Linked DNA regions of Homo sapiens: region 2 is linked to region 1. Evidence: read pairs that join two places in POLR2A ChIA-PET (ENCODE). Cell type or tissue: Panc1. All regions are shown on one strand. Each heading gives the region's core, and the rest is flanking DNA. Links, peaks and the distances in the headings are about the cores only.

The links. Peaks named below come from ENCODE experiments on the same cell type or tissue, not always from the same donor. Only the 100,000 strongest peaks of a DNase experiment are listed, where the experiment ranks them.
Region 2: POLR2A ChIA-PET joins it to region 1 with 7 read pairs; 1 of 35 experiments calls an interaction of 5 or more read pairs at or near these places.

Annotation. Positions count from the first base shown.
Region 1 is chr1:6,412,723-6,423,240 of GRCh38, reverse strand. It overlaps HES2 (hes family bHLH transcription factor 2), which reads left to right and starts at 3,322. Exons shown (of 4, transcript NM_019089.5): 1 at 3,322-3,465; 2 at 3,539-3,634; 3 at 3,901-4,000; 4 at 4,088-8,009. The coding sequence starts at 3,421. The coding sequence ends at 4,368. RefSeq lists enhancers at 8,383-8,622, 8,147-8,646, 8,647-9,148. In Panc1, for the core only: no CTCF peak of the experiment used is centred there; no DNase peak of the experiment used is centred there; H3K4me3 peaks cover 1,268 bases; H3K27ac peaks cover 265 bases.
Region 2 is chr1:8,043,415-8,053,932 of GRCh38, reverse strand. All of the region lies in intron 2 of ERRFI1-DT (ERRFI1 divergent transcript), which reads right to left. Among named protein-coding and RNA genes, the nearest start is that of ERRFI1-DT, 22 kb to the right of the region's middle. RefSeq lists an enhancer at 6,947-8,146. In Panc1, for the core only: no CTCF peak of the experiment used is centred there; a DNase peak (open chromatin) is centred at 5,952; H3K27ac peaks cover 4,662 bases.

The DNA.
Region 1 (10,518 bases), core at 2,169-7,168:
CCCTGCAATTTGTGTTCTCCACTCCTAAGGTGGCCACCTTGGTCATGGACGAGCTCATCTAGCACATGGTTTTGTGATTTTGTGGGCCAGGGCTAGGTGATGCTTTATTGCTATTCCAGTGGGCTGAGCAGATGCCCCTGAGCCCCTGCCACTGTTGTTAATGACATCTCCATTAGTGCCACATGTGAGCACCCACCCCTGCTGACCAACCTCTCAGACTCCTTTCGGGACATGACTCAAACTCAGGCTGTGAGCCAGGCCCTTCCTGCCAGGCTTCTGTCCTCTCCGGGCTCTCCCATGTCCACCGGGCCAATTGGGTCCTCCCCAGCAGCCCTAGGGAGCTCACGGCAGCAGTAGCACTTTTATGAAATCTGTACCACCCACCAAGTGCTCACCATGCTTCACATGGATATTTAATCCAGAGGTGCTATGAGAGAGGTACAACTATTGTTCCCAGTTCACAGTCGGGGATAATGAGGCATGGAGAGATAGGGAGGGTTTTTTTTCTTTTTTTCTTTTTTTTTTTTTTGAGACAAGTCTTGCTCTGTCGCCCAGGCTGGAGTGCAGTGGCACAATCTCAGCTCACTGCAAGCTCCGCCTCCCAGGCTCACGCCATTTTTCTGCCTCAGCCTCCCGAGTAGCTGGGACTACAGGTGCCTGCCACCACGCCCAGCTAATTTTTTGTATTTTTAGTAGAGACGGGGTTTCATTGTGTTAGCCAGGATGGTCTCGATCTCCTGACCTCGTGATCTGCCCACCTTGGCCTCCCGAAGTGCTAGGATTACAGGCGTGAGCCACTGTGCCCGGCCTGTTTGTTTGTTTTTTGAGATGGAGTTTCACTCTTGTCACCCAGGCTGGATTGCAATGGCATAATCTAGGCTCACTGCAACTTCTGCCTCCCAGGTTCAAGTGATTCTCTTGCCTCAGCCTCCCAAGTAGCTGAGATTACAGGTGTCTGCCCGCCACCATGCCTAGCTAATTTTTTTATTTTTTGTATTTTTAGTAGAGATGGGGTTTCATCATGTTGGCCAGGCTGGTCTCGAATTCCTGACCTCAAGTAATCTGCCCACCTTGGTCTCTCAAAGTGCTGAGATTACAGGCATGAGCCACCACGCCCAGCCTTGTTTTGTTTTTTTAAAGCATTTTGCCTGAGATGACACAGATGGGAAGTGGCAAAGCTTTCACTCCCTGGCTGAGCCTTCTGGGCTCTTCTTTCCTCTCCACCCAAGGTTCCTTCTGCCCACAGCACCCCTAGAGTCTCCCACCCTCCAGCTATCAGCTTAGGGATTCTCTCCCCAGGAGGGCTTCTCTCACCCCTCTGCTGGGCTCACCCCAGCCCACCCCAGGTTTCTCCTCAACCCAAGGGCCAGGGCACTTCCCAAGAATAGGGACCAGGGGTGGAGTGTATCCTTACTGTATCCTAGGTGGTCCCAGTTCCCCTAAAGCCTGCACCCGACATTTGCCCACCTAGCTGTCTTTAACGTTCCTCTGATTCCAGACCACTCCTTCCAAGTAACCAGCAAAACCTGAAAATCCTTGAGTTGAAGAGAACTGTGGGTTACTTGGTTAAAGTCCTTTACCCAATGGGAGAGTAGAGGAAGAAATATTTTTAACTGGGGGTAACTGGCAATGGAAATGGTGTTTGCTCCCCTGCCATTCAGTCTTCAAATGGTGGTCCGCAAACCTGGAGGGGGATGTTCTAAGGGGAGCCTCCTCCTTCAGCCTTTTTCTCCCAGGAGCTAGGGTCAGTCCCTCCCCAAGATGCAGATGCTGCAGGCGGACTTGTGGGTGCAGACCTGAGTCAGCCAAGCTAAGTCGCTTGGCCTGGGGATGAGAGGGAAAAGATCCACAGAGTTTTTTGAGCTCTTAAAGAACAATTAATTGTCTTAGGGGAGGCCTATGGAGTCAAACTGGCCTCAACCACGGAGAACAAGGTCTCAGGTTCCTCCAAGCCCTGCTGGGCCAAATCTGTTGAAGGATTTATTCTTACTTGTTAGGTCTTTTATGAGGGTTAATGCAGGTTAGCGAGCCTTAAAGCGTTAAGCCCTGAGCTTGGCACACAGTAAGTGTCCATGAAAGGTGGCCTACATTCCTTCCCATGCCACAGATAGGTATGGGTGGCCTGGGCTCCCCTGGCCCAGGCTTCTCCGGGCCCCTCAGTGTGTTCGCTGGCCTTCTTCCACCCTGCGGCGAGAACCCTGAAGGAGGGAGACGTGGGGCTAGCGGCAGGGGTGGAGCTCGGAAGTGGGGTTCGGGGGACAGGGGGTTCATCCAACACCCTGGACAGAGCCCTCCTTGGCCCCGCCCCATAGGGGAACTCCTCCTGGCTGGCTCTGTGGATCCCTCCAGTCATCTCTCTGCCCGGCAGTTCGCAGTGTGGTTCGCGGGCGTGGCCGTTGCCCCGCCAGCCGGTCGGGGGAGGGGAGCCCGGAGCAGATGGGCGGGGGACGCCAGCCAGTTTGCCGCAGCAACGGCCACGCGGCGCGAAGGCGGTCCTGGGCGGGCCACTGGGGCCCGCACCCAAAACTGTCCTGCCCGCGCGTCACATGAGCCCTGACTGTCTTGCGGGCGAGAACCCGGACCCCTAGCCGGTGGGAATGAAAACGAGCTCCGAGGGCTCCAGGGCTGCCTCTGCTTCTCTAGGATTCCGTTTCCCCACCCAAAGCCTGGAGTGGGGTAACCAAAAGACTCTTAACTAGGCAAGCCGCCGAAGGGTTCTACGGGCTCCTTAGAGCCGGGCGTCCAGCGACTGGGGCCCTTGTCCAGGCTCGGCCTGTTCCCAGCGTCGAGGACTGGAGCAAGTCACGACCTTTCTCCGGAACTCGGATTTCCCGTCCAGCTCAGCCCTTCACCCGATAAAGCAGCTGGGGGTGCAAGTCCCTCCCGCTGCTGTCCCTCATGGGAGCTCCCGTAACCGCTGGGTCCCCTGCTGCGGCCCAGGGCGGGGCTCAGAGAAGACGCTGAACCCGAGCCTGGGGAATGAATGAAGGGCAGCATTGGAGAGGAGGGACCGTAGCTCCAGTCAGGCAAGGCCTGGCCCCACCTGGCCCTCCTGCCCTCGGGGTCACGCAGCGAAGGCCCCCGATGGCGCCTTTACCACTCTCCCGCAGGTGCTCGGGGAAAACTGGGGGCCGCCACCCCGCGGTAGACAGGACGCAAAGGCGGGGAGCGGGATCCCCGGGGGCGTCGCGGTCTCCCCTCCCGGCTCCACCCTGCGCAGGAACAAAGGCAGGAGGTGGGACCAGCGGGCGGCCGGACTCCGCGGGGCGGGGCGGGGCGGGCGAGCCGCTCCCTTAAAGCTCGGCCGCGGGCGGGGCGCGCACTCGTCTGGCACCAGCCCGGGCCGCGCCCGGGACCTCATTTCGGACCTCGGTTTCCCTTTGCGTGGGGCTCGCAGCTGCCACCGCTTCCCCGCGGAGCATGGGGCTGCCTCGCCGGGCAGGGGACGCGGCGGAGCTGCGCAAGGTGGGTACCGGGGACTGGGGGCGGGGCTGGGGACTCCGGGGACCCGTCTAACCACCGCGCCGCCCGTCCGCAGAGCCTGAAGCCGCTGCTGGAGAAGCGCCGGCGCGCGCGCATCAACCAGAGCCTGAGCCAGCTTAAGGGGCTCATCCTGCCGCTGCTGGGCCGGGAGGTGAGCGCGCCCGGGCGGAGGGCAGAGGGTCCTGGGGCGCGGAGCGGGGGCAGGGGGACGGGGTGCTCCTGCGGGAGGAACCCACCAGGGGGTTCCGCGCGGCGCCCGAGGCGGAGCCTGGGTGGGGTGGGCGCGTCGGAGCGGACCCCCAGCAGGCCACGGCGCGCCCCACACCCAGCTCCCGACTAGAGCGAGGGTGCGCACGGTAGCCGGCCAAAGTTCTGTCTTGGTGGTTCTCTGTCGCTCTTCCTCGTGGCCGGGCGCAGAACTCCAACTGCTCGAAGCTAGAGAAGGCAGACGTCCTGGAAATGACCGTGCGCTTCCTGCAGGAGCTGCCTGCGTCCTCATGGCCCACGGCAGCGCCCCGTGAGTGAGCCCTCCCTGCCCTGCCGCGCGCTCTGCACCCCGCACCCGGCACCCTACCCCGCGCCTCACGCGGCTCTCCGCCCGCAGTGCCTTGCGACAGCTACCGCGAGGGCTACAGCGCCTGTGTGGCGCGCCTGGCCCGCGTGCTGCCCGCCTGCCGTGTCCTGGAGCCCGCCGTGAGCGCGCGCCTGCTGGAGCACCTGTGGCGGAGAGCGGCCAGCGCCACCCTGGACGGCGGGCGCGCTGGGGATTCCAGTGGCCCGTCTGCCCCCGCCCCAGCGCCCGCGTCTGCCCCAGAGCCCGCATCCGCTCCGGTGCCCTCGCCGCCCTCGCCTCCCTGCGGCCCTGGCCTCTGGCGGCCGTGGTAGCCCCTCGGCCGATCCACAGACCCTGCCGACTGCTTGGGACCTTGGGGCACTGGACAGGTTGAAGCTCTTGGTGGCGGCTGCTGTTCCCATCATTAGGGGCCAGCCCAGTACCCACACCCAGGCCGGAAGCCGGCTGTTTGTGACTGGCGTGGCAGACTGAAAGCCCTGGGGCTGGGGCTCGGCTCAGGGAATAAAAGGAGCGTCCCTGCTTCACCCCCAACTTGGCTGGAGAAGAAAGGACAAGAGGCAGCAGGGTGAAGAAGAAGCCCCCCATCCCAGCTGGTGGAGATAGTTCTGGAACTGGACCCCGCAGCTGCGTGGGCAGCCGACACACCCACCCCAGCACTGGCACCAGACCAGAGCCAGAGCCAGGACCTGGGCAAAGTGCAGCCGTGCACCCTGCCTGGTCACTGCTCTCCCAGCCCTGCCTGGGCCTACCTCCTGCCCAGCTCTGCTTGGGACCCTCTGGGCATGCAGCAGCAGTAGCCTAAGGGCTCTGGTCACTTCCAGGGCTCTACAGGGCAGCAGAGCAGAGCAAAAGGGTGCATATGCTGGGAGCTGTCACCTCCACTCCTAGGCTTTTCTGCCTAGAGCAGAATTATAGGGGCAGTATACATCCAGGGGTCTGTGCGGTGGGGCTGGGGGATTCCTTAAGTGACTTTGGGAAGGATTTGTTTTCCCGAGCATCAATTTCACACCTGGGCATTGCACCCCAGGCTATGCAGTCTTTCAGTGTGAGGAAGGGGCAGAACAAGAATGAGGCGGCCCCGTGGCCTCAAGGAAGCTTGTGGCTTTGGAGGATCTGACTCCAGCAGAGTCTGTGCCAATGTGGGGTGAGCAGGGCCCCTGCCATGGAGCAGCAGGAATTTGAGGGATGGAGCAGGTTAAAGAATGGGAAACATCTTCACTTGTTTTTTTTTCTTGCAAACTACTCCCTGCTACTCATTGAGACTGGTTACTGGAAGCAACTTGTTAAGATTTTTCTTTCTGGGCGGGCGCGGTGGCTCACGCCTGTAATCCCAGCACTTTGGGAGGCCAAGGCGGGTGGATCACCTGAGGTCAGGAGTTCGAGACCAGCTTAGCCAATATGGTGAAACCCCGTCTCTACTAAAAATACAAAAATTAGCCGGGTGTGGTGGCATGTGCCAGCTACTCGGGAGGCTGAGGCAAGAGAATCACTTGAACCTCGGAGGCTGAAGTTGCAGTGAGCCAAGATTGAGCCATTGCTCTCCAGCCTGGGTGACACAGCAAGACTCTGTCTCAAAAAAAATTTTTTATTTCTTTCTTTTCCATGGAGGCCTAGAGTCCCTGTGAAGGCTAGGAAGGGGCTGCTGATCCCAGGAGTGCCCACGAGGAGTGGGGGGCACTGTTGGCCCATAATCAGGCAAACACCCATCATTTCATGGGGGATTCATGAAATCATAGTCAGGCAAACACCCGTCATTTCATGGCTAAGCATTTGCAGAAGGTGGAGGATTCTCCCCCGAGTCCCCAAATCAGCAGCCTGTGCTAGGGACCAGAGCACCGGGGGCAAGAAGACAGAACCAATGTGGGAGTGGGGATGGTCACTAAATCTGACTGTGCCACACAAGCCCATGATGACCTTGGCACTGGTTTGGGTGGCAGGATATGAAGGAAGCTGTAGGCATTATTGAAAAAATCATTGTTCAGCCAACAGGGTGAGGCTCCCAGCAAGGCCGTGCCATCTTCCCACCTCCCTGTGCCCAGAGGGTTAGACTGTAAGCTCCCGGAGGGCGAGGCTGGGGCTGAGCGTGCCTCCACGTCCCCAAGGCACAGGGTGCACAGTGGGTGCTCACTGAATATAGTGGACTAGTGAGCAGAGGATGAGAGGACTACCCTGTAATGAGCCTTGGACAGTCTGGCATTTGCCTTAACTCCCACTCCCATGCCCTGGGATCACTGTTGGATATTTACTCCATGAGGACAAATACTGGGGAGGTGTGGAGAGGAGGGAGGGCAGGTTCCTCTTACTTTCACCCATTGCTGAGAATGAGCGCCTGTTGGCACTGCCTTTGTGAGCCTCCGGGAGCAGGTAACCTGCGGCCCAAGCCCGCCTAGGACTCCACATCAGGCAGGCACAGGACTGGCCCCTTGTCCTCATAAAAACTCTCAGTACAGCTTAAACTCTGTAAGATCTAACCAGCCAGGAGGACCCTCGCTTCCTCTCCGCCATGCTTGCCACCTCTTGCTTCTGAGAGTCCATCTCAGTTCGCAGTTCTGTGACTTGCATTGACCTGGCTCCAATCAAGCTACAACTCAAGCAGTCACGGGGAGAAGGATTGTAGATGGGCCAGTGACTCACAGGGTCAGGCACTCGGGGGAGCCTGAGTCAGGAGGTCAGTGGGCCCTGGAAGGGAGGGGGCAAGCCTGGGTGGGTAAGGTTCTGGGCCCCAGGCAAGAAGGCAGAGTTTCTCCGCAGGGGTGTGTGCAAGAGCTAGCTGCGCAGAAGGTCTCCGCTGGCTCTCCAAGCCGGGCTTGTGAAATAGGAACGCCAACATCCTCCTCCACAGGCAGTGGCAGGCACCTCCTCCTCAGGTGCCCCCCAAGCCCTATCTGATGGGCAAAGGTGAACGCAGGGCGGTGGGCTTTTCCTGTGCAGAGGGAGACTGATTCAAAGGGTCATTTATGACCTTTCACAAGTCCCACATCCTGCCCAATGGCCAGGTCTTGGGATGCTGTTGCAAGATGGTTCTGTGACTCCATGTGACTGTCTGATGATTGCCCCAGCTGGGGAAAAGGCTCCCATGTCTCTTTCTCATAAAACCAGTGGGCAAGGCCGGGCGCAGTGGCTCACGTCTGTAATGCCAGCACTTCGGGAGACCAAGGTGGGCGGATCACCTGAGGTCAGGAGTTCAAGACCAGCCTGACCAACATGGTGAAACCCCGTCTCTACAAAAATATGGAAATTAGCTGGGCATGACGGCGGGTGCCTGTAACCCCAGCTACTTGGGAGGCTGAGGAGGGATAATCAGTTGAACCCAGGAGGTGGAGGTTGCAGTGAGCCGAGATCGCGCCACTGCACTCCAGCCTGGGTGACAGAGCAAGACTCCATCTCAAAAACAAACAAACAAAAAACTAGCGGGTGAAATGATTCAGTGACCTAAGGACAGCCAGAGCACTAAGCTGCTGGGAACCCATCTGTGCTGAAATGTAGATTTCCCAGGAAACTCAGGCTTGGGACAGGCGCCTACCTGCTCCTCGGGCACCAGGTGATTAGGAGAGGTCGAATCTCATTTCCACGTGAGTGAGGATAAAGACTGGGCTGCCAAGGAGGACTCCTCATAAACATTGACAAATTGCTCTGCCCCGCCTGTGATCCCAGACGACTCCTGCAGTCTGGGATCCTGAGTGTCCTGTGGGTTCATCTCGGATGGGCGCTGCATAAACAGCCTGCAGGGAACGTCTGGGAGAACCAGCTTCACAACAGATATAATAAGGAAGAAGTTTGAAATATTGCAAGAATTGCGAAAGTGTGACACACAGATACAAAGTGGGCACATGCTCGTGGGAAAATGTTGCCAATAGACTTGCTTGACTCTGGAGTTACCCCGAACCTTCAATTTGTTTAAAAAAAAAAAAAGGCAATATCTTGACGTGCAATAAAGTGAACTGCAATAAAATGGGGTGTGCCTGTACTTGTTTTGAGACAGGGTCTTGCTCTGTCTGGAGTGTAGTGGTGCAATAATGGCTCACTACAGCCTTGAGTTCCTGGGCTCAAGCCGTCCTCCCACCTCAGCCTCCTGACTAGCTGGGACTACAGGCGCACGCTGCCACGCCCGGCTAATTTTTTTATTTTTTGTAGAGATGCCCTGAGGTCTTGCTACATTGCCCATGCTGGTCTTGAACTCCTGGGCTCAAGCGATCCTCCCCCACTTCAGCCTCCTAAAATGCTGGAATTACAGGTATGAGCCACCTCGCCCAGCCTGCCTGTACTTTAAAAAAAAATTCCAGGTTTCTAAAGCCATTGTAGAGAGGAGCTAACCCAGCCAATGATGTTGTTTCTGCTAGCTTAACTTCTTGTCTGAGCCTCCTTCGAGTGTGGATGGATCTCTGGGGGCTGAGTGGGAGTGCCTGCGTGTGTGTAGGTGTGCATGTGCGTGTGTTTGTGTGTCCCTGTGTAACCGTGTGGCTGTGGCTGCCCTTCAGAGAGCTGCCCGGGCATGCAGTATCAGGGAGAAGGCAGCCACACACCGAGGCTTCCCAGTGAGTAACTAGTTTCACCTGGGGTTTTCAAAGGCTCTGATGAAGCCCCGGGCGCTTAAAGCAGCTGTAAGGCTCAATAATGGTTTCAGGATCGTGAGAACGGATCTAGAGAACACGCCCCACACACGTGGTGTCTTGTTACCCGAGGTCCATTGGGGGGCAGCAGGGAGCAGGGGCTCGGCAGCTGGTCCAGGACCAGGCGCAGGAATGAGGGGTTCCCTGTCCTGGGGGTGAGGCCTGAAGGAAGAAGATTCCAGGCTGAATACGTGTCCACCGCTGGTTCTGTCGTGGAGGGGGAACCAGAGAGCCCCACATCTTGGTGTTCGTTATGTTAGGATTTTTCACGAACCTCAGGCAGCACAGGACAATGTTAAAGAAGAATGAACCAGGCTGGGCGTGGCAGCTCACGCCTGTAATCCCAGCACTTCGGGAGACTGAGGTGGGTGGATCACGAGGTCAGGAGTTTGAGCCCAGCCTGGCCAATATGGTGAAACCCCATCTCTACTAAAAATACAAAAATTAGCTGGGCGTGGTGGTGCGCGCCTGTAGTCTCAGCTGCTCGGGAGGCTGAGACAGGAGAATCGCTTGAACCCAGGAGGCAGAGGTTGCAGTGAGCTGAGATTATGCCACTGCACTCCAGCCTGGGTGACAGAGCAAGACTCTGTCTCAAAACAAAACAAAACAAAACAAAACAAAACACGAACCTTTGTAGACCTCAAAAATCAGAGGCATTCTGGGCGCGGTGGCTCATGCCTGTAATCCCAGAACTTTGGGAGGCCGAGAGAGGTGGATCACTTGAGGTCAGGAATTTGAGACCAGCCTGGTCAACATGGTGAAATCCCATCTCTACTAAAAATACAAAAATTAGCTGGGCAATGTGGGGGGTGGGTGGTGGCGCATGGTGGCTCACACCTGTAATCCCAGCACTTTGGGAGGTCGAGACAGCCAGATCACTTGAGGCCAGGAGTTTGAGGCCAGCCTGGTCAACATGGCGAAATCCCAGCTGTACCAAAAATACAAAAATTAGCTGGACATGGTGGTGGGTGTCTGTAGTCCCAGCTATTTGGGAGGCTGAGGCAGGAGAATCGCTTGAACCCAGAGGTAGAGGTTGCAGTGAGCCAAGATCACGCCACTACACTCCCGCCTGGGCAACAGAGTGAGACTCTGTCTCACACACAAAAAAAAATCAGAGGCAGATCCAGGTATTGTAGGAACTAAATTTTGAGGCCCTTTGTAGGAGAACTAATCTAAAATTACGAATATAGACTTCTAAGTATGAAAATGAATATTCAGAATGAAAATAAGTCATATTAACTAGTGGTGCTTGGAGATTCACATCTCATCCTTTTGGCCTCTCTTTTCATAGGATGCTTCTGGCTGGCACACCTGGCTTCCCCTCCATGCTCAGAACTGCTTCCTACTCTACATCCAGGCTCCTGAGCAGCCCCCAGCTTAAGCTTCAGCAGCTCCAGGGTAAATCCATCTCCGCCCAGAGCTGACTCCGGATCTGCCCCAGTGACAATAACAAGATAAATGCCTTCCATTCTCTTCGTACTTACAGGATGTAATCCACATATTTACACAGTGTTTCATTTGCGGTAATGTTTGTTTTGTTTCTTGTTCCTTCGTACCTATCTGGGAAGCCTGTGCAATTCAGATGTCCAGGCCCACTTCCAGAAGTTCTCATTCCCTGTGCTTGAGTCAATGGCCGCAGACCATACACCTGAGAGCAAGTTAATCTGCTCTAACAAAGATATCACATCTAAGAATGGTGGTTGGCAGGGGCTGGGGGGTGGGAAGAATGGGGAGTTGGTGCTTCATGGGTACAGAGATTCAGTTTTGCAAGAGGAAAAGAGCTCTGGAGATGGATGCTGCTGATGGCTACACCGCAATGTGAATGTGCATGATGCTTAAATATGGTTAAGA
Region 2 (10,518 bases), core at 3,021-8,020, 1.6 Mb before region 1:
AAATATTGAAAAGCAGACATAAAAGTCAAAATAACCACCCAATTTACATTCTTAAAGCAGCCCTAAGACATTCACTCAAAGAAACATTGTGAATTAAAAGAAGCAAAGACTGGCAATAAAGTGATAAGGAAATTGACGATGCTCCAATTATCTTCATTCTTGCATTGACTAAACACATATTTATTGGGCACCTCTGTACCCCAGGCACCGTTCTAGGCCCTGGGGATGTAATGATCAGATGCAAGACAAAGTTCCTGCTCTCATGGTCCTTTCTGGGGAAAGCAACACCACACAAACAGACATAAGATCAGGATGAAGTGTAAGCAGATGAGAGTTTCCATTTTAGACAGGGTGGTCAGAAGAGGCTTCTTTGAAGAAGGAAGTTTTGAGCAGATTACTGAAGGGCCAAAGTAAGCCATGAGAAGCTGGAGGCAAAGAGACCAGCAAATAAGGTCCCAAGGCAGAAAATACCTTTTTTTTTTTTTTTTTTTTTTTTTTGAGACGGAGTCCCACTCTGTTCTGTTACCCAGGCTGGAGTGCAGTGGTGCAATCTCAGCTCGCTGCAACCTCTGCCTTCTGGGTTCAAGCAATTCTCCTGCCTCAGCCTCCCGAGTAGCTGGGACTACAGGTGCATGACACCACGCCTGGCTAATTTTTTGTGGTTTTGGTAGAGACGGGATTTCACCATGTTGGCCAGGCTGGTCTCGAACTCCTGACCTCAGGTGATCTACCCATCTCGGCCTCCCAAAGTGCTAGAATTACAGTGCCCAGCCAGAAAATATCTTTTATAAAAACCACAAGAAGATACCTCAATGAAACTTAAAAAAATTCATTATGTATGCAGATATGGGGGATCTTTTGGGGTGATATGTTCTCCAACTGGATTGTGATGATATTTGCACAACTTTACAAGTTTATTTAAAAATCTTTGAATTGTGGATTTAAAACAAGTGGATCTTATGGTATGTAAATTATGCCTCCATGAAACTACTTAAAGCACTTTTTTGGGCTGGGTGCCGTGGCTCATGCCTGTAATCCCAGCACTTTGGGAGGCTGAGGCAGGAGGATTGCTTGAGCTCAGGAGTTCAAGATCAGCCTGGGCAACATAGTGAGACCTCGTCTGTACAAAAAAATAAAAAATTGGCCGGGTGCGGTGGCTCACGCCTGAAATCCCAGCACTTTGGGAGGCTGAGGTGGGTGGATCACCTGAGGTCAGGAGTTTGAGACCAGCCTGACCAATATGGTGAAACCACATCTCTATTAAAAATACAAAAATTAGCCGGGCCTGGTGGCCAGTGCCTGTAGTCCCAGCTACACCAGAGGCTGAGACAGGAGAATTGCTTGAACCTGGAAGGCAGAGGTTGCAATGAGCCAAGATCGTGCCACTGCACTCCAGCCTGGGCGACAGAGCGAGACTCCATCTCAAAAAAAAAAAAAAATTCAAAAATTAGCCAAGCGTGGTGGCATGCGCCTATGGTCCCAGCTACTTCAGAGACTGAGGCTGAAGAATTGATTGAGCCTGGGAGGTTGAGGCTGCAGCGAGCCGTGATCGTACGGCTGCACTCCAGCTTGGGCGACAGAGCAAGACCCTGTGTCAAAAAAAAAATAATAAAATGAAATAAAGGCCGGCGCGGTGGCTCATGCCTGTAATCCCGGCACTTTGGGAGGCCAAGGCAGGTGGATCACCTGAGGTCAGGAGTTCGAGACCAGCCTGGGCAACATGGTGAAAACCTGTCTTTACTAAAAATACAAAAATTAGCTGGGCATGGTGGCGTGGTGGCGGGTGCCTGTAATCCCAGCTACTCAGGAGGCTGAGGCAGGAGAATTGCTTGAACTTGGGAGGTGGAGGTTGCAGTAAGCCAAGATAGCACCACCGCACTCCAGACTGGGCGACAGAGTGAGACTCCGTCTCAAAAAAAGTTAAATTAAAATAAATTTTTTGAAATCCCCCACACACAGAAAGTCAGGAACACAACAGCAAAATGAGGGGAAAGTGCAGTGAGGTGAGGGTGAAACAATGCAGCACCCTGAGCCCAAGACTGGCAGTGTAGTTTGTGTTCTGATGGTTCTGGGAAGCTACGGGAGGGTTTTAGCAGGGGAATGGCATGTTCTTGAAAGATTCTCTCTGGCTGCTCTGTGGACAACCGAGAGCAAATTCTTGGCCAGTGTGGAAGCAAGGAAACTATACAGGAGGTTACTAAGTATTCCAAGCAAGTGGGGACAGTGGCTTTGGTCAGTGCCATGGAGTAGTGAAAAGCAGTGAGGCTGGAAAGACATTTTGAAGGTGGGCTGATGGGACTCCCTGATGGATTGGATTTCGGGTGTGAGCACAAAAAGAGAAGTCAAAGTTGACTCCTGGATGGCATCTGGCCTGAGAAATCATGTGGATGGTGCTGCCATTTACTGAAATGGGAAACACTGAAGGAGAAGCAGGTGTACAGGGTAGAAATTGAAAATTCTCTTTTGACATGCGAAGTTTCAGATGCTGTTAGAGGTTGAATTGCGTCCCTCAAAACAATATACTGAAGCCCTAACCCTCAGGCCTGCGCAACGTAACCTTATTTGGAAATAGGGTCTTACAGATGCAATTTTTTAAAGATGAACTCATTCTGGAGTAGGATGGGCCCTTCATCCACTATGACTGGCACCATGGGAAGATGGAGGCACAGCGGGGGAGGCGTGCAGCTGCAAGTGAAGGAATGCCAAGATTGCCAGCCACAGCCAGAAGCCAGAAGAGGCCAGGAAGGATTCCACCCAGAGTGCAGCATGGCCCTGGTGACACCTTGATCTTGGACTTCGGGCCTCCAAAGCTGTGAAAGAATAAATTTCTGTTGTTTAAAGCCACCCAATTTGTGGTACATTCTTTTTATGGTTTGTTTGTTTGTTTGTTTGTTTGTTTGCAATGGAGTCTCACTCTGTTGTCCAGGCTGGAGTGCAGTGGCGCAGTCTTGACTCACTGCAACCTCTGCCTCCCAGGTTCAAGCAATTCCTCTGCCTCAGCCTCCTGAGTAGCTGGAACTACAAGCACGTGCCACCACGCCCGCTAATTTTTGTATTTTTAATGGAGACGGGGTTTCACCATATTGCCCAGGCCAGTCTCGAACTCCTGACTTTGTGATCCGCCCACCTCGGCCTCCCAAAGTGCTAGGATTACACATGTGAGCCACCACGCCTGGCCTGTGGTACATTCTTAAAGCAGCCCTAAGAAATCAATACAAGAAATGTCTAGGCAGGGCAAGGTGGCTCACGCCTATAACCCCAGCAATTTGGGAGGCCGAGGTGGGAGGACCACCTGAGGTCAGGAGTTCAAGACCCGCCCAGCCAACATGGCGAAACCCCATCTCTACTAAAAATACAAAAATTAGCTGTGCATGGTGGGGGCATGCCTGTAATCCCAGCTGCCTGGGAGGCTGAGGCAGTAGAATCGCTTGAACCCAGGAGGCAGAGGTTGCAGTGAGTCGAAATCGTGCCACTGCACTCCAGCTTGGCTGACTGAGCAAGATTCCATCTCAAAAAAAAAGAAAAAAAAAAAGAGAAATCTCTAATACAGATACCTATTAGACATCCAAGACCTGGAGTCCAGGGAGTGGGGCTAAAGATGTAAATGTGGAGATAAGTTACATATAACACTATGAACAAATACACTAGACCTCACTATACAGCAAAACCCAGTCATCTGCTGTCTACAGGAGTTATGAAAACACAAACAGATGCCAACCTTTGAAGTAAGATGATGGTCTTCAGGCTAAGGTATCGTGCAAACTGAGGAGGAGCAGAACTGATCGCTGTGGTATGAGATTAAATCAAAGCCCATAGCAAGGAGCATCAGCAGATAAAATTGCCAAATAATGGTAAAATATTAAATCATACAAATGTAACACTCAATTCATGATCCAATTCATATAATAAAAATCTCTGAAATAGTGGAAATGGAATAAATAGACATATATCATGGTAATGGATGACCTCAATACTTATCAAAGTGATAGAATTAAATATCAAAGAATTTGACAAAGAAAGTAGCTAGCCAGGATGATACAATAAGTACAACAGAATTGGCAGGCATACATCAGAGAAATGCAAATCAAAACCACAATGAGATACCATCTCACACCAGTTAGAATGGCGATCATTAAAAAGTCAGGAAACTAGGTGCCGGAGAGGATGTGGAGAAATAGGAACACTTTTACACTGTTGGTGGGACTGTAAACTAGTTCAACCACTGTGGAAGACAGTGTGGCGATACCTCAAGGATCTAGAACTGGAAATACCATTTGACCCAGCCATCCCATTACTGGGTATATACTCAAAGGATTATAAATCATGCTGCTATAAAGATACATGCACACGTATGTTTATTGTGGCACTATTCACAATAGCAAAGACTTGGAACCAACCCAAATGTCCATCAATGATAGACTCAATTAAGAAAATGTGGCACATATACACCATGGAATACTATGCAGCCATAAAAAAGGATGAGTTCATGTCCTTTGTAGGGACATGGATGAAGCTGGAAAACATCATTCTGAGCAAACTATCACAAGGACAGAAAACCAAACGCCGCATGTTCCCACTCATAGGTGGGAACTGAACAATGAGAACACTTGGACACAGGGTGGGGAACATCACACACCGGGGCCTGTCATGGGGTGGGGGAAGGGGGGAGGGATAGCATTAGGAGATATACCTAATGTAAATGACGAGTTAATGGGTGCAGCACACCAACATGGCACACGTATACATAGGTAACAAACCTGCACATTGTGCACATGTACCCTAGAACTTAAAGTATAATAAAAACAAACAAACAAAAAAAATCAAACAAACAAAAAAGAATTGGCAGGCATAGCTTGAGAAAAGTAAAGAATAGGACAATAGATTTCAAGTGTACATGCCCCTCTAATAAAAAGTTAACAAATTCTAGAACAGAATCTGATCATATGTGTTGAGCAAGACTACAGTGAAAACAAAACATGAACAAAAATTACCTTGAAGCAGTTAAAACTTACAAACTATTAAACAATATCTAGGCTGGGATAAAATTCAGACCAGTGAATTCACAGTGGAAAAGATAACTATAATACCTCCATTTAGATACTGCTGTATTTTTTTAATTTTTAATTTTTGTGGGTACATAGTAGGTATATATATTTATGGGGTACATGAAAAATTTTGGTACAGGCCTACAGTGTGTAATAATCACATCAGGGTAAATGAGGTATTCATCACCTCAAGCGTTTATCCTTTGTGTTACAAACAATCCAATTATACTCTTTTAGTTATTATTTTTTCTTTTTTGCAGGGAGGGGTTGAGAAGTCTGAAGGTAATGGCATGGGAGGGGGTCTTTAGTTATTTTAAACTGTAGAATTAAATTATTATTGACTGTAGTCACCCTGTTGTGCTATCAAGTACTAGATCTTATTTATCCTTTCTAATTATTTTTGTGCCCATAGATAATGCTGCCTTAAACTTAAAATTATGTCCATTAGGTTCTTGGGTGTGAGAAAAGTACGACTGGGAAATCCGTCATCCCACTGGTAGTGGAGGCTGAGTCTCTGGATTGGTCAGGCTAAGTGTATCCTTGCCAAAGCTCAGGCCCCTTCCTGGTGGAGCAGGGCTTGGCTATTCCATAGCAGCTGTTGCTCTCCTTACGGGAACTTTACATAAGTTCTTTTTTTCTTTTCTTTCTTTTCTTTTTTCCCAAAGTCCCTTTGAGAAATCTCATTGCATCTAAAATTCAGGTCCAAATTTTTATTTCAGCAGCCTCATCAAATTAAAAACTGTGTAAAATCCATTTTTAACAAACGATGGTCCTCGGACTCAAATGAGTTTAAGTGGGTGTTTGGCAGTGTCAGGGATTTCCTGTCTCCTCTGTCTGATGAAATCTCTAGTTATAATATTGTTATGTCACCAAGATTCATTGCTTGCCAAACCTCATCTTAGACATTTATGTGGGTTTTCCCAAATACCCTTCAGCAACTTAAATCCTAGATGTTATTGCCAGCTACCAGGGAAATTAAATAGGGGATACAGGAAATATAAAGTGACTAACAGTTAGCAATTGCACAACTCTTTCTCATGGGCATTTTCCATGGCTGGGAAACAAACTTGAGGGGACAGTGGAACACAGAAAATATTCACAGACATCCTGAAGTTCAGCGTCTACAGACATATGGAGAAATTTCTGGTTCTGTTCCTGGAAGGGCTGAATGTTTTAGTCGTAACTTCTGTGCCTGGGGCTTGTTCAGTTGTATCTAAGTAGTCATGATTAAACACAATTGGAATTGTGTTTTACCAAAGGTCGATGTTTAAAAGTTTTGCAGGTATACAATCACCTTTCTCTCATTAAAAATAATGAATTCATAATCATTTGAAATTAAGAACTATCAAAAGAAACAATTTACACCTTCCTAGTCAAGCGTAACATTCCACAGACATTTGAGATTGTCTGATACCTTCATGAAAAACAGAAAACCTAGGTCATAAATGCTAATTTGTTGTCTACATACAGAATGGAAATAATGTTAAGAGATTACCAAGGGTGGACGTTACTCAGCAATGTGACAAAACTGCTGGAGATGAGAAAGCCTGGGAAGGTTGTGTAATTCTTAGGGAAGTAAAGGACATGAACAATGTCAGCTGTCTGGGACCATATGCTCAAGTACATGAAAACAAAACCACTGAAGGTCAGAAAACCTAACATGAAAACAGAATGCGAACCTGTTGGAAATGGACTGAAACAATCCATTCCACAAAATGGAAAACAGAATATTTTGTCCAGGAGCCCTTACTTCTGGAATCTCCTCTATTTTTATAATAGGAATCAACACCCTTACTGAAAACTTCAATTTTATAATAGGCTTATTTAGTCTTAGATTTTTCTGTGGGTTGAATTTAATCATTAATTTCAATATTAGTATATGAATGTACTCAACACAGGGAAGTCTTAAAAGTTGACAAGATCGATCTCTTTCTCTCTCTCTCTGTGTATGTATCTGCAAAAATGACAAAACTTTTTTTTGTTTGTTTTTTGTTTTTTGTTTCTTGTTTGAGACAGTCTCTGTGTCACCCAGGCTGCAGTGCAATGGCGCGATCTCGGCTCACTGCAACCTTCATCTCCTGGGTTCAAGCAATTCTTTTGCTCAGCCTCCCGAGTAGCTGGGACTACGTGAGTGCGCCACCATACTGCTAATTTTTGTATTTTTAGTAGAAACGGGGTTTCACCATGTTGGCCAGGATAGTCTCAACTCCTGGCCTCAAGTGATCCGCCCACCTCGGCCGCCCAAAGTGCTGGCATTACAGGCATGCGCCACCACGCCCGGCCTAAAACTTTTAAAAAGAGAACTTGTTATTTGTGCAAAATATGCTTATCTAAAATCTGTGACTTATATCCTAGAATAACAAAGCATTTACCTATTTGCCAGAAATTTCGCTAGACAAGAAAACAGTTTGCTCTGTCATCTATTTTTGTAAAGGTTTTTCCTCATTTTAAACTATTTATATTAAGGCATGTAATCGCAAAATAAGTAGCATCTGCTTCTTCTGTCCCCATTCATCCTGCAACTAACCAAAACAAGGGGAAAAACTCAGAATCTATGAAGTCCTGCTTCTGTGAAATGTTCTTTGTAGCCAATAACTCCATCTCAAAACCTAACAAACCATTGAACTCCATATTAGTCCACCCTCCAGAATACACATTAGAGCCAGATGGAAAATCACTGGCTAAATTAAAACACACTAATTGGGCATCAGATTTCTTCTGAAAATGACAAGGTATCGTGTGGGTGTCGGATGTATGACTAAGAGGAAATTCATTCTTTCTGTACAAATAAATCATTCAGATTCACTTTACTAAACTTTCTTTTTTTTTTTTTTTTTGAGACAGAGTTTCGCTCTTATTGCCCAGGCTGGAGTGCAATGGCGCGATCTCAGCTCACCGCAACCTCCGCCTCCCGGGTTCTAGCGATTCTCCTGCCTCAGCCTCCCAAGTAGCTGGGATTATAGGCATGTGCCACTACTCCCAGCTAATTTTCTGTTTTTAGTAGAGACGGAGTTTCTCCATCTTGGTCAGGCTGGTCTTGAACTCCCGACCTCAGGTGATCCGCCTGCCTCGGCCTCCCAAAGTGCTGAGATTACAGGCGTGAGCCACTGCGCCTGGCCTCATTTTACTAAACTTTTTTATTGGCTGCTGGAAAAGATTAAATAGGTTGCGGAAAATTTAACCGTTCAAACATTCAAAAGGCTTATTCAGTGAATGGAAACAAGAATCAGTGTCATCGGACAGCTAAATCATTTCTAGAGAAGATGTGTTCCTTTGCAAAACAATTCTAGAAAATCAAGGACTATATCTGACATATGGATACATATAGATGTTCTCACCTCCGCATGCATACATGCAAAAATTTTTGCAGTCAGAATAATATGCCAAAACTTTTAAAGAACAGATTTTTTTTTTTTTCCTGAGATGGAGTCCCGCTCTGTCGCCCAGGCTGGAGTACAGTGGCGCGATCTCAGCTCACTGCAAGCTCCGCCTCCCGGATTCACGCCATTCTCCTGCCTCAGCCTCCCGAGTAGCTGGGACTACAGGCGCCCGCCACCACACCTGGCTAATTTTTTGTATTTTTAGTAGAGACGGGGTTTCATAGTGTTAGCCAGGATGGTCTTGATCTCCTGACCTCATGATCCGCCTGCCTCAGCCTGCATTAAAGAACAGATCTTAAGACTCTGTTCTAGGCTGGGTGCAGTGGCTCACGCCTGTAATCCCAGCACTTTGGGAGGCTGAGGCAGGTGGATCACCTGAGGTCAGGAGTTTACGACCAGCCTGACTAATATGGTGAAACCCTGCCTCTACTAAATACAAAAAAAAAATAGCCAGGTGTGGTGGCGCATGCCTGCGATCTGAGCTACTTGGACGGCTGAGACAGGAGAATCGCTTGTACCTGGGAGGCAGAGGTTGCAGTGAGCTGAGATCGCGCCATTGCACTCCAGCTTGGGCAACAGAAAGATAAAAAAGGAAAAGACTCTGTTCTAACATTAATTTCTAGTTCACAGCATCACCAAAAACACACTGCATACTTGTATCGTTTTTTAGAGATGGGTGTCTCATTATGTTGCCCTGGCAGGAGTGCAGTGGCTATTCACAGCCTCCATCATGGTGTGCTACAGCCTTGGATTCCCGAGCTCAAGCAATCTTCCCACATCAACCTCACAAGTAGCTGGGACTACAGGTGTACACCACCACGTCCGGCTCTCACACTATACCAAATTAAACTTATGCTTAAAGAAGTCCCATCAATATATGTATTTGGGTTCATGAATTGCAATGAATATGACAGTTTTCTGTTGTAGATTTCATGGTGATTCAATGACTCAACCCTTCAAATTTTGTTCAGAATAGTTGACCTGAACATCACTGATTATGTTTATGTAGGCCTTAGAAGGCTACGTATTTCTCAGCAAGGTGATCAAGGTCAACATCAATGGTGATAAATCATGTTACTGCATTTATCCATGATACGATGTCATGAAAATGGAATTTTACCTTTGTGGTCTTCCTCTCAAAAACTGGTAACTCCGGCCGGGCATAGTGGCTCATGCCTGTAATCCCAGCACTTTGGGAGGCCGAGGTGGGTGGATCACGAGGTCAAGTGATCGAGACCATCCTGGTCAACATGGTGAAACCCTGTCTCTACTAAAAATACAAAAATTAGCTGGGCATGGTGGCACACACCTGTAATCCCAGCTACTCAGGAGGCTGAGGCAGGAGAATCGCTTGAACCCAGGAGGCGGAGTTTGCAGTAAGCCAAGATCCTGCCACTGCACTCCTGCCTGGTGATATCCATAGAAACCCTCCTGGTATGGAATACTTCAACACTGCAAGCAAAATATTTTTTAAATCTTTATAAAGGTATGACTGAACTGACAAAATAGTAAGTGAAATCCTCAGAGGCATGACAGAGAGAGAAAGCATGACACCAACTGGGCAAGAAAATGATGAAGTTGGCATCTTCCCTGAGGGCATCTGCCAATTCCCGATGGCCTAGAGCAGGAGTCAGCAAACTGTGGGCCACATCCAGCTTGTCACACATTGTTGTAAATAAAGTTTTATTGGAACACAACCACTCCTATTAATTTATGTATTGTCTATGGCTGCTTTCATATTACAACCACAGAGATGAGTAGTTGTGAGAGAAACCATATGGCCCACAAAGCCTACAACGTTTACATCTGGCCCCTGACAGAAAAAGTTTGCTGATGCTTAGCCTTGAGTTTTAGTAGGTTGAGTTTGTGGGATTTGGGAGACAAAGCCTGGGACCTAATCGAGTGGGATGCCAAAAGAAAGGCTGCATAAAGTTGGGACCCTAGAAAATGTTTGCCCTGAAGAAGGGGATAGAGGGAATACTTGCTTACTCATGTCTTGGCTGTGATAGAAAGAAAAAAGTTTCCCTGAGAATTCTTCACCAAAAGTTCATCCTTACACAGTAATGAGATATCTGGGCCAGGCGCAGTGGTTC